Linked DNA regions of Homo sapiens: region 1 is linked to region 2. A link is an interaction called in ENCODE POLR2A ChIA-PET data of the cell type or tissue named here. Cell type or tissue: CD4-positive, alpha-beta T cell. All regions are shown on one strand. Each heading gives the region's core, and the rest is flanking DNA. Links, peaks and the distances in the headings are about the cores only.

Region 1 (4,384 bases), core at 146-4,145, 250 kb after region 2:
GCTCTGAAGTCATGGTCTATGGAGGGAAATGACCTCGGTTTGGAAGCCCTCGGGCTGGAGTTCCCTCAGCATCAGAGGTATCCAGGGACGCTGGGTGAGTCACTCCTCCCCAGTGGACTTGCCCTTCAACCTTGATGAGGACGAACACCTCATTAAGGAGCAATAGCTCTCCCCTCACCTTAATGCCTTACATGGGGTTGGCGTAGCCCCGGGCCATCCTGCCAATCCACTGTGAGACTTCTCCAGCTGTCCTAGGATGCCTCTGGCCTTGGACAGCCTTCCTGTTCTTCCTCCTCTGGGGCCCACAGTCTGATCCTGACCCCCACCATTCTTCATTGCAGACTCTCATCCAGCTGGAGAAAGGAGGGGTGGGAGAATGCCAAGGCCCAAGCCCACTTTCTCTGCTGTGCCCACCATCACGTCTTCGCTGCGTGTGGCAAGTGCCCCTGCAGTACAGGGCTGCTGTACAAATCATTCATCAAGGCAGGCGAGAGAGAGACTGACATCTGGGGTATAGGCTTTTAACTACCTCATCCTGGAAGTGACATATGTCACTTTCACTGCCATATCATTAGCCAGACCTAGCCACAGGCCCACCCATGAAAGGATCTACAGGGGCCAGGCACAGTGCCTCATGCCTGTAATGCCAGCACTCTTGGAGGCAGAGGCTGGTGGATCACCTGAGGTCAGGAGTTCAAAACCAGCCTGGCCAACATGGCAAAAAACCATCTCTACTAAATATACAAAAATCAGCCGGGGTGGTTGCAGGCGCCTGTAGTCCCAGCTACTTGGGAGGCTGAGGCAGGAGAATCGCTTGAACCCGGGAGGCAGAGGTTGCAGTGAGCCGAGATCTCGCCATTCCACTCCAGCCTGGTGACAGAGTGAGACTCTGTCTCAAAAAAAAAAAAAAAAAAAAAGCTGAGCGCAGTGGCTCACGCCTGTAATCCCAGCACTTGGGGAGGCCGAGGCAGGCGGATCACGAGGTCAGGAGATCGAGACTATCCTGGCTAACACAGTGAAACCCCATCTCTACTAAAAATACAAAAAATTAGCCGGGTATGGTGGCGGGCACCTGTAGTCCCAGCTACTACTTGGGAGGCTGAGGCAGGAGAATGGCATGAACCTGGGAGGCGGAGCTTGCAGTGAGCCAAGATCATGCCACTGCACTCCAGCCTGGGCGACAGAGCAAGACTCCTCCTCAAAAAAAGAAAAAAAAGAAAGGATACAGGGCAGGGCTGGGCATTTCGTGAGCACTGTGGTCTGCTTGTCTCAATTGAGATCTTTTTTTTTTTTTCGAGATGGAGTTTCGCTCTGTCGCCCAGGCTGGAGTGCAGTGACTTGATCTCAGCTCACTGCAACCTCCACCTCCTTAGTTAAGTGATCCTCTTGTCTCAGCCTCCTAAGTAGCTGGGATTACAGGCAAGTACCACCATGCCCGGTGAATTTTTTTTATTTTTAATAGAGACAGGGTTTTGCCATGATAGCCATGGTTGGTCTCAAACTTGTGACCTCAAGTGATCCACCTGCCTCGGCCTCCCAAAGTGCTGGGATTACAGGCCACTGCACCCGGCCAACAGTCGGGATCTTTCTGCTCAGCCTTTCAGCCAACATTGATTGACTCCAGAATTAGAGGCCATTAGAGTGGGAAGGACCTTGGGAACCATCTCAGCCAGTGAACTCCAAAATTAAAATCACATCAGGCTGGGCACTGTGGCTTATGCCTGTAATGCCAGCACTTTGGGAGGCCGAGGTGGGCAGATCACCTGAGGTCAGGAGTTCGAGACCAGCCTGGCCAACATGGTGAAACCCCGTCTCTACTAAAAATACAAAAAATTAGCCAGGCATGGTGGCAGGCGCCTGTAATCCCAGCTACTCGGGAGGCTGAGGCAGGATAATCGCTTGAGTCCAGGAAGCAGAGGTTGCAGTGAGCCGAGATCGCACCACTGCACTCCAGCTTGGGCAACGGAGTGATCATCTTAAAAAAAAAAAGAAAAGAAGAAAAACACAACAACAAACAATCAGAATCCTCTGGGGTTGTTGTCAAAAATGCAGAGTCCTTGGTCCTACCCCAGACCAGCTGAATCAAAATGTCTAGGATGGGACCAGAGAATTTACTTTTTTTTTTTTTTTTTCGTAGAGGAGAGGTCTCACTATGTTGCCGAGGCTGGTCTTGAACTCCTAGGCTTGAGGGATCCTCCTGCATGGGCCTCCCAGAGTGCTAGGATTACAGATGTGAGCCACCACACCTGGCTGAATTTACATTTTTAAAAGCTCACCAGGCGATTTTAGCAACAGCTTGGTTTGGGACCCAGTGATAGAGTCAAACTCTCTTTTACAGATGAGAAAACCAAAGCTCAGAAAGGGTCAGTGACTTCCTCAAGGCCACGAAGAGAGTAAATGATAGAGCTTGGATCACAATCCCAGCTTCCTGGCCAGGGCTCATAACACCTGTAGCTGTCACCTGTTGCCTCTGCCCACCCAGTGTCATACCCGTCTCCTGACAACAGCATGTCCCCTTTCCCTTTGGGGAGTCACCAGCCTCCCATACTCAACTCCCATGAGTCAAGCTGGGCCGATCCTTTTTCTCAAGTCTGGAGTGGGCACATGACTTCGGCCTAACCAATCAGGATCCCAGGAGTATGTTCCAGGATGGTCTTGCGATCAAGTCCAGAGATGGAAGTAGCCCCAGGCTATTTGCTGGAACAAGTTAGAGAAAGAAGCTCTCTTTCTTTCTTTTTTTCTTTTCTTTTTTTTCTTTCTTTTTTTTTTTTTTTTTTTTTTTTTGAGACAGAGTTTCACTCTTGTTGCCCAGGCTGGAGTGCAATCGTGCGATCTCTGCTCACTGCAACCTCCGCCTCCTGGGTTCAAGCGATTCTCTTGCCTCAGCTTCCTGAGTAGCCGGGTTTACAGGCATGCACCACCACGCCTGGCTAATTTTGTATTTTTAGTAGAGACAGGGTTTCTCCATGTTGGTGAGGCTGGTCTCAAGCTCCTGACCTTAGGTGATCCATCCTCCTCGGCCTCCCAAAGTGCTAGGACTATAGGTGTGAACCACCACACCCGGTCTTTTTTCTTTTCTTTTCTTTTCTTTTCTTTTGTTTTCTTTTCTTTTCTTTTTTTTTTTTTTGATACAGAGTCTCACACTGTTGCCTGGGCTGGAGTGCAGTGGTGCGATCTTGGCTCACTGCAACCTGCGCCTCCCAGGTTCAAGCGATTCTCCTGCCTCAGCCTCCCGAGTAGCTGGGACTACAGGTGCCCGCCACCACGCCTGGCTAGTTTTTGTATTTTTAGTAGAGATGTGGTTTCACTATGTTGGCCAGGCCGGTCTTGAACTCCTGACCTCATGATTTGCTCACCTCGGCCTCCCAAAGTGCTGGGATTACAGATGTGAGCCACTGTGCCTGGCCAAGATTTCTTTTTTTTCTTTTGAGATGGAGCCTTGCTCTATCACCCAGGCTGGAGTGCAATGGCACGATCTCAGCCTCACTGCAACCTCTGCCTCCTGGGTTCGAGCAATTCTTCCACCTCAGGCTCCCGAGTAGCTGGGATTACAGGCACCCACCATCATGCCCGGCTAATTTTTGTATTTTTGTAGAGATGGGGTTTCACCATGTTGGCCAGGCTGGTCTTGAACTCCTCACCTGGTCTTGAACAGGTGATCCACCCGCCTCGGCTTCCCAAAGTACTGGGATTACAGGAGTGAGCCACCTCGCCTGGCCAGATGCTCTCTTTCCCCTAAGGTTGCTAATTGGCCTGATGTGAACCTGGATGGAGCAGCTGGTGGTCTTTGCCGTCATGTTGGGAGAAACTGCCTGAAAATAAATCCTGCACAGAGGAGAGCAGGGCTGAGGGACAGAGTCCTGACAGTATCATCTGGACTCCTGCACCCAGCTCCACCTGGACTTTTATTTATTATTATTATTTATTGCCAACCAATAAATTCCCTTTCAGTTCCCCCATGTTGGGGTTCTGCCCTTGCAACATCAAACAGCTGGGGACAGAGTGCCAGGATTCAGAGCAGCACTGGTCAGACACCAAGTGTCCATTGAGGGGCTGCGGGGAAAAGTTGAGTGCAAAATGCTGATTCTGCCTTTCACAAGCCAGGGACACAGGCAGCAAGGGGTGCCTAGGACACTGTTCTAGAGCAGCATCGTAGACATCCAGGCTCTCATTTGATCTCGTCCCCAAAAAATAAGCAGAGGAAGCATAATCATCTCGGAATGATGAGGAATCCATGGCTCAGAGAGATGAGGTCACTTGCCCAAGGCCACACAGGAAGTGGCAGAGCTGAGGTTTAGCCCAGGTGTTTTCAAGTCTCAGCCAGGGCGCTTGGTGTTCCTTTGGCCACTCCCCATGGGGCTGAGTTCTGCCTGGAATCACAGCC
Region 2 (4,384 bases), core at 181-4,180:
TCCTTGTATCTCAAAGGAAATCCTCTGTCCCCATCGGGCCTCAGCAGCAGCACCCTGGGGCCAGCCTCAGGGTGGCCAGGCCACAAGAAGGACAGGCCAGGCTCTGGATCACCTCCTGTCCTCCACCTTCTCTGGTTCCTCCAAATATTCTAAAGGAATGGACAGTCCCAACATCTGCCTTCCTTCTGGGGTCACCGGGCCATGTCTCACGCAGGCTGGAACTAGAGCTGAGCCCTAGGAAGCTTTGTGAACCCAGCTGAGCTGATTCTGCCTCTGTCTCTACTGTTTGGGGGCCCAGAGAGAGGGAGGGAGAAGTCCAGCTAAAACCTGGGTGCAAATTCAGGCTCTGCCATGGACCGAGATGTGACCTCAGTCAGTTACCTAACCTCTCTGAGCTCATCTACAAAAGGTGAATGACCCTTCTCTTATAGAGCTGCTGTGAGGATGGGGAGATGGGGAAGGTCAGACCACCCCTAACTTACCAAGGAAGCTTCTCTTGAAAGAGTGTGAGCAAGATCCAGCTGTTCTGAGCTGTGTGGATCCCACCTCCAGCCGTGCATCTGCATAATAACCAGACACGTTCTCCAGGCTCTGAGATATACCCTGGAACCCAAAAGGGAAAGTGAAAGTCACAACTTGGCAGCAGCTCCTGATCAAACATGCAAAACAGGATGCTTCCCAGCCCCACCCTTGGCCCAGTCCCATCCTTGGTCCAGCAGCACCCTTGGTCCCACCCTCCTGCTGATCCAAGAGCAGCCCCAGACGTCCTTCTTGGCCAACCCACCTGCCTCCCATACTTAGGGTTGGGGGTTTGCTGTGTCTTCAGGAAGAAAGACCTACCACTGAAAGACTATGAGACCCTCCAGATTACTCCCCACCCCCAATAACACCACACTCCCCAGATGCCCACCTCACTCCCTCCATGCCATCAGCATTACCACAGTCCATCACACATGCCGGGTGGACGCTTATTGCATATTGATTGTATTGCTGTTGGGGTTATTTTGTTGTTTTGTTTTGTTTTGTTTTTGAGATGGGGTCTGGCTCTGTCACCCAGGCTGGAGTGCGGTGGCACAATAATAGCTCACTGTAGCCTCAAATTCCAGGGTTCAAATGAACCTCCTGAGTAGCTGGGACTACAAGCATGAGCCACTCGGCCTGGCTACTTTTAAAAAATGATTTTGAAGGGGTGAAATCTTACTATTTTTACCAGGTTGGTTTCAAACTCTGGCCTCAAATGATCCTCCTGCCTCAGCATGAGCCACCGTTCCAGACCTGCTCTTGTCGAACGCCATACCTGTGTGGCTTCTGGACACTTCCTTATGTGGGTTCTTCTGCCAGGAGCACCTGCTACCTTCACCTGGAAAAGTCACGCTCCTCTATCAGAATGCAAATCTAGCATTTCCTCCCCTGAGAAGCCCCCTAGCATCCTCTTCAGCAGAGCCCACTGCCCCATGTTCCACTCCTGTGGCACTTTTGTTAGGCTGTTGTAATTGGCCACAGTCCCAGGTTGACTGAACAAAGTGGGGGGCGGATGTGGGAGTAAAAGACAAAGACAAAAGAGTATATTAGGAAGAAGGGGTCAGGGGGTTCCTTGCTTCTAGTGAACAAGGGCTCTGAGCTTTTCAAGCTCTCTGAGTTTATTAGGTAAAAGAGATGACGAGAAAAAGGTGGGGGGGTGATTGTCAGGTAATTGTCAGTCAGCCGTTTGGTTCACAGCAGGCTTGCAAGACTGCATCCTTCAAATAATAGGTGCTAGATATCCCAACAGATAACTTCAAGGAGCCCAGCACCAGGGAGTGATGGCCCTCAGGAAACCTTCTGGCGGCGGGTGCAGTGTGAGTTTACCCACATCCCGCATTCATGATAAACAGTTTGCTGTTTGATCATATAGCCTCCAGTGAAATGCTGAGTTGGTCACAATCCCTTTGGCCTTTTCAGCTCCCAACAGGCAGTTAAGTAGACATTAGCAGCTGGGAGGAGAAAAGAGAGCAGAAAGCCTGTCACTGCAACAGCTCCTGGCCCACCTAAGTTCAGCCCCAGAGCCATTCTAAGACCCCCCTAACTGATGAAGTTGGTGGTATAGTTTGTGGCCAGCACATCCTGAAGAAAGAGAAACTAGGGCACAGGTGGAAATTCCCTAAAGGGGCACATGCCCAGTAACATGAAACTGTGCCCTCAGGTCACCCCAAGTTCATTATACCATCATTATAATAAAATGTGGTTTTATTATACAAAAGCCCCAGAGTGGGCTTTTCTGTGAAAATTATGGGTAAAAACATGCATTGCCTAATTTTAGTTATATAACCATAAACTGCCAATCAGATGACATCGTCCTTTACTCAGACACAGCCCCAACCTCAACTTCTCTCCACAAACCGCACAGAAGCACCTTAAACTCTATATAGAGGGGCTGACTTCACTTCACAGAAATTAGCCCACTGTCCCTCTGAGAGTGTCTAACTGTGCTTCAATACACTTTGCTTTGAGCTTGCATTTTGGAGTTAGCCTGCAATTGTTTGCTCACTCTCAGAAGAACTGAGATTACTGGTCCAGAACTCCAGCTCTGTTAATCTCCTCAGTTAAAGGATCCATCCCAGCGCAGAATTCCTGGTAATATCTTAGTGCTGTGACCTGGATGATTTACGTTCAGCATGGCTTTTAATATGTGCTTGATTTTAGCTTGGGGAACTGAAACATATTTTGCTAAAATGCTTCCTTTCGCTTTGGGTCAAGATGTTTGTGCTATGTTTCGCTGCTTGGCTAAGAGAAGTTGCAATGAGTGTTGTATTTGCTGCATTAGAGAGGGGGTATATCCCCCAACATGCCACCAATAACTTTTAGAGAAGGGCTTAGAGAAATCTTCTCTGGATTTAGGTTTAATTAGCTGTTTAACGTGATTAAACAACTTCATTAGGTTGTAGTGGCCATTGAAGCCCAGAGCTTGTTAACAGCCCAGGGAAGCTTTGAGAGGCAAAATGGTTTCTTATGCTCTGGCCACAGAGCCAGGAATCACCCTCAACTCCCTTTAGACTGGGCATTTTGGCTGGATGCAATTTTTAAAATTACTGATTAAGAGAGCCGATTGGGATTCAGATCATGGGATAGCTTGGATAAATGCTAAGTTTAGAGGTTTACAGCCGGGAACGAAGGGTAGGCCCATAGTGGGTCATAACCTTTGGAGAACTCCCCAAATCGTCCTCGCCCACCCTTTTGGGCACTCACCCCACCCGAGGCCCCCTCCCTGCCACACTGCCATAGGCAGCAGCACAGCTTCTGAAGATCGTTTTGCAATTTTTTTTCCTTTTTCTTTTGAACAGAGCTTCATTTCTTTTCTTTCTTTCTAACCACTTTTATTCAGAATCTAGGGGACAAATGTTTTCAGCAAGGCTGTAGTACCCACTGTAGGAAGGGGTCTCCATGCTGGGCACAGCCATGGTCCACACATAGGTACAACTTGAGAGACACACAGACTGCCCCAGGGGAGGCGGAGCCTCCATCTAAAGAGCAGGGGACACTCTCTCCTGGTAATGGTCAAGGATATTGGGATGTCGAGACTACCTTGATCTCAGTGCTGTGTATTCTGGATTGCCAGCTGCATCCACACTCCTATGTAAAACCACAGAGGGCTGCCCAAACTGATGATGTCTCCACAGACAAATACACTTGTGAGACTTTAGTGGACCTCAAGCCTCTCTTTAAAAGACTGCCAAAAAATAAGTAATGCCCACTGACTTTCCCTAGTGCCTTTTTTTAAATATTAGCTTTAAGTTGGATTGTTATAGTTATTCTCATATATTTGCAGTTCAATTGCCTCCTCCTGAATGGGTGAAATAATTTTTTATGCTAAAATAGCTGTTTTAAATGCAGTAACCAATATTTTTGCTTTTTAAACTAGATTAACCCTTGCAATCATTTCTCCTAATGTTTTTTTCCAACACCCATATTTAGCTACCATCAAAGAAGTTTTAAAACCTTGTTTAAACACAACATCAACGGACTGCACAACATCACAGAAACTGTTGAATCTGTGTTTACACCTTCCCTAGCAGAGGTCTATCAGCCATTTCCATTCCTGCTTCTGAGTGGAATCAATCAGAAACATTTCCAGCCCCCACTTCTGTTAACCGACCAGAATAAGCTGTCAATCCTAGGGTCGAGCCCACAGTCAATTGCATACTCCTTAAAAGTCTATACCAACAAACCTGTTACAACCTCCGAGGACCTGTCGTCTATCTGTAATACTATCTGACTAAGCACTCCTTTGTCTTCTATCTTCATTGAGGATGAGGCCATTACTTGGATTTTTTCCTAATATTTCCAAGGCTTGCAATCACACTTGTACCCTATTTTCCACCCAATTATGTGTCAGCTTAGTCACTGA

What was found. Peaks named below come from ENCODE experiments on the same cell type or tissue, not always from the same donor. Only the 100,000 strongest peaks of a DNase experiment are listed, where the experiment ranks them.
Region 1: POLR2A ChIA-PET joins it to region 2 with 8 read pairs; 4 of 35 experiments call an interaction of 5 or more read pairs at or near these places.

Annotation. Positions count from the first base shown.
Region 1 is chr22:36,413,132-36,417,515 of GRCh38, forward strand. No RefSeq gene overlaps it. Among named protein-coding and RNA genes, the nearest start is that of MYH9-DT, 27 kb to the left of the region's middle. RefSeq lists an enhancer at 1-376 and a silencer at 4,364-4,384. In CD4-positive, alpha-beta T cell, for the core only: no CTCF peak of the experiment used is centred there; no DNase peak of the experiment used is centred there.
Region 2 is chr22:36,160,187-36,164,570 of GRCh38, forward strand. APOL3 (apolipoprotein L3) reads right to left here and starts at 569. Exons shown (of 4, transcript NM_145639.2): 1 at 483-569. RefSeq lists enhancers at 1,488-2,061, 2,013-2,172. In CD4-positive, alpha-beta T cell, for the core only: no CTCF peak of the experiment used is centred there; DNase peaks (open chromatin) are centred at 615, 1,815 and 2,225; H3K4me3 peaks cover 873 bases; H3K27ac peaks cover 3,429 bases.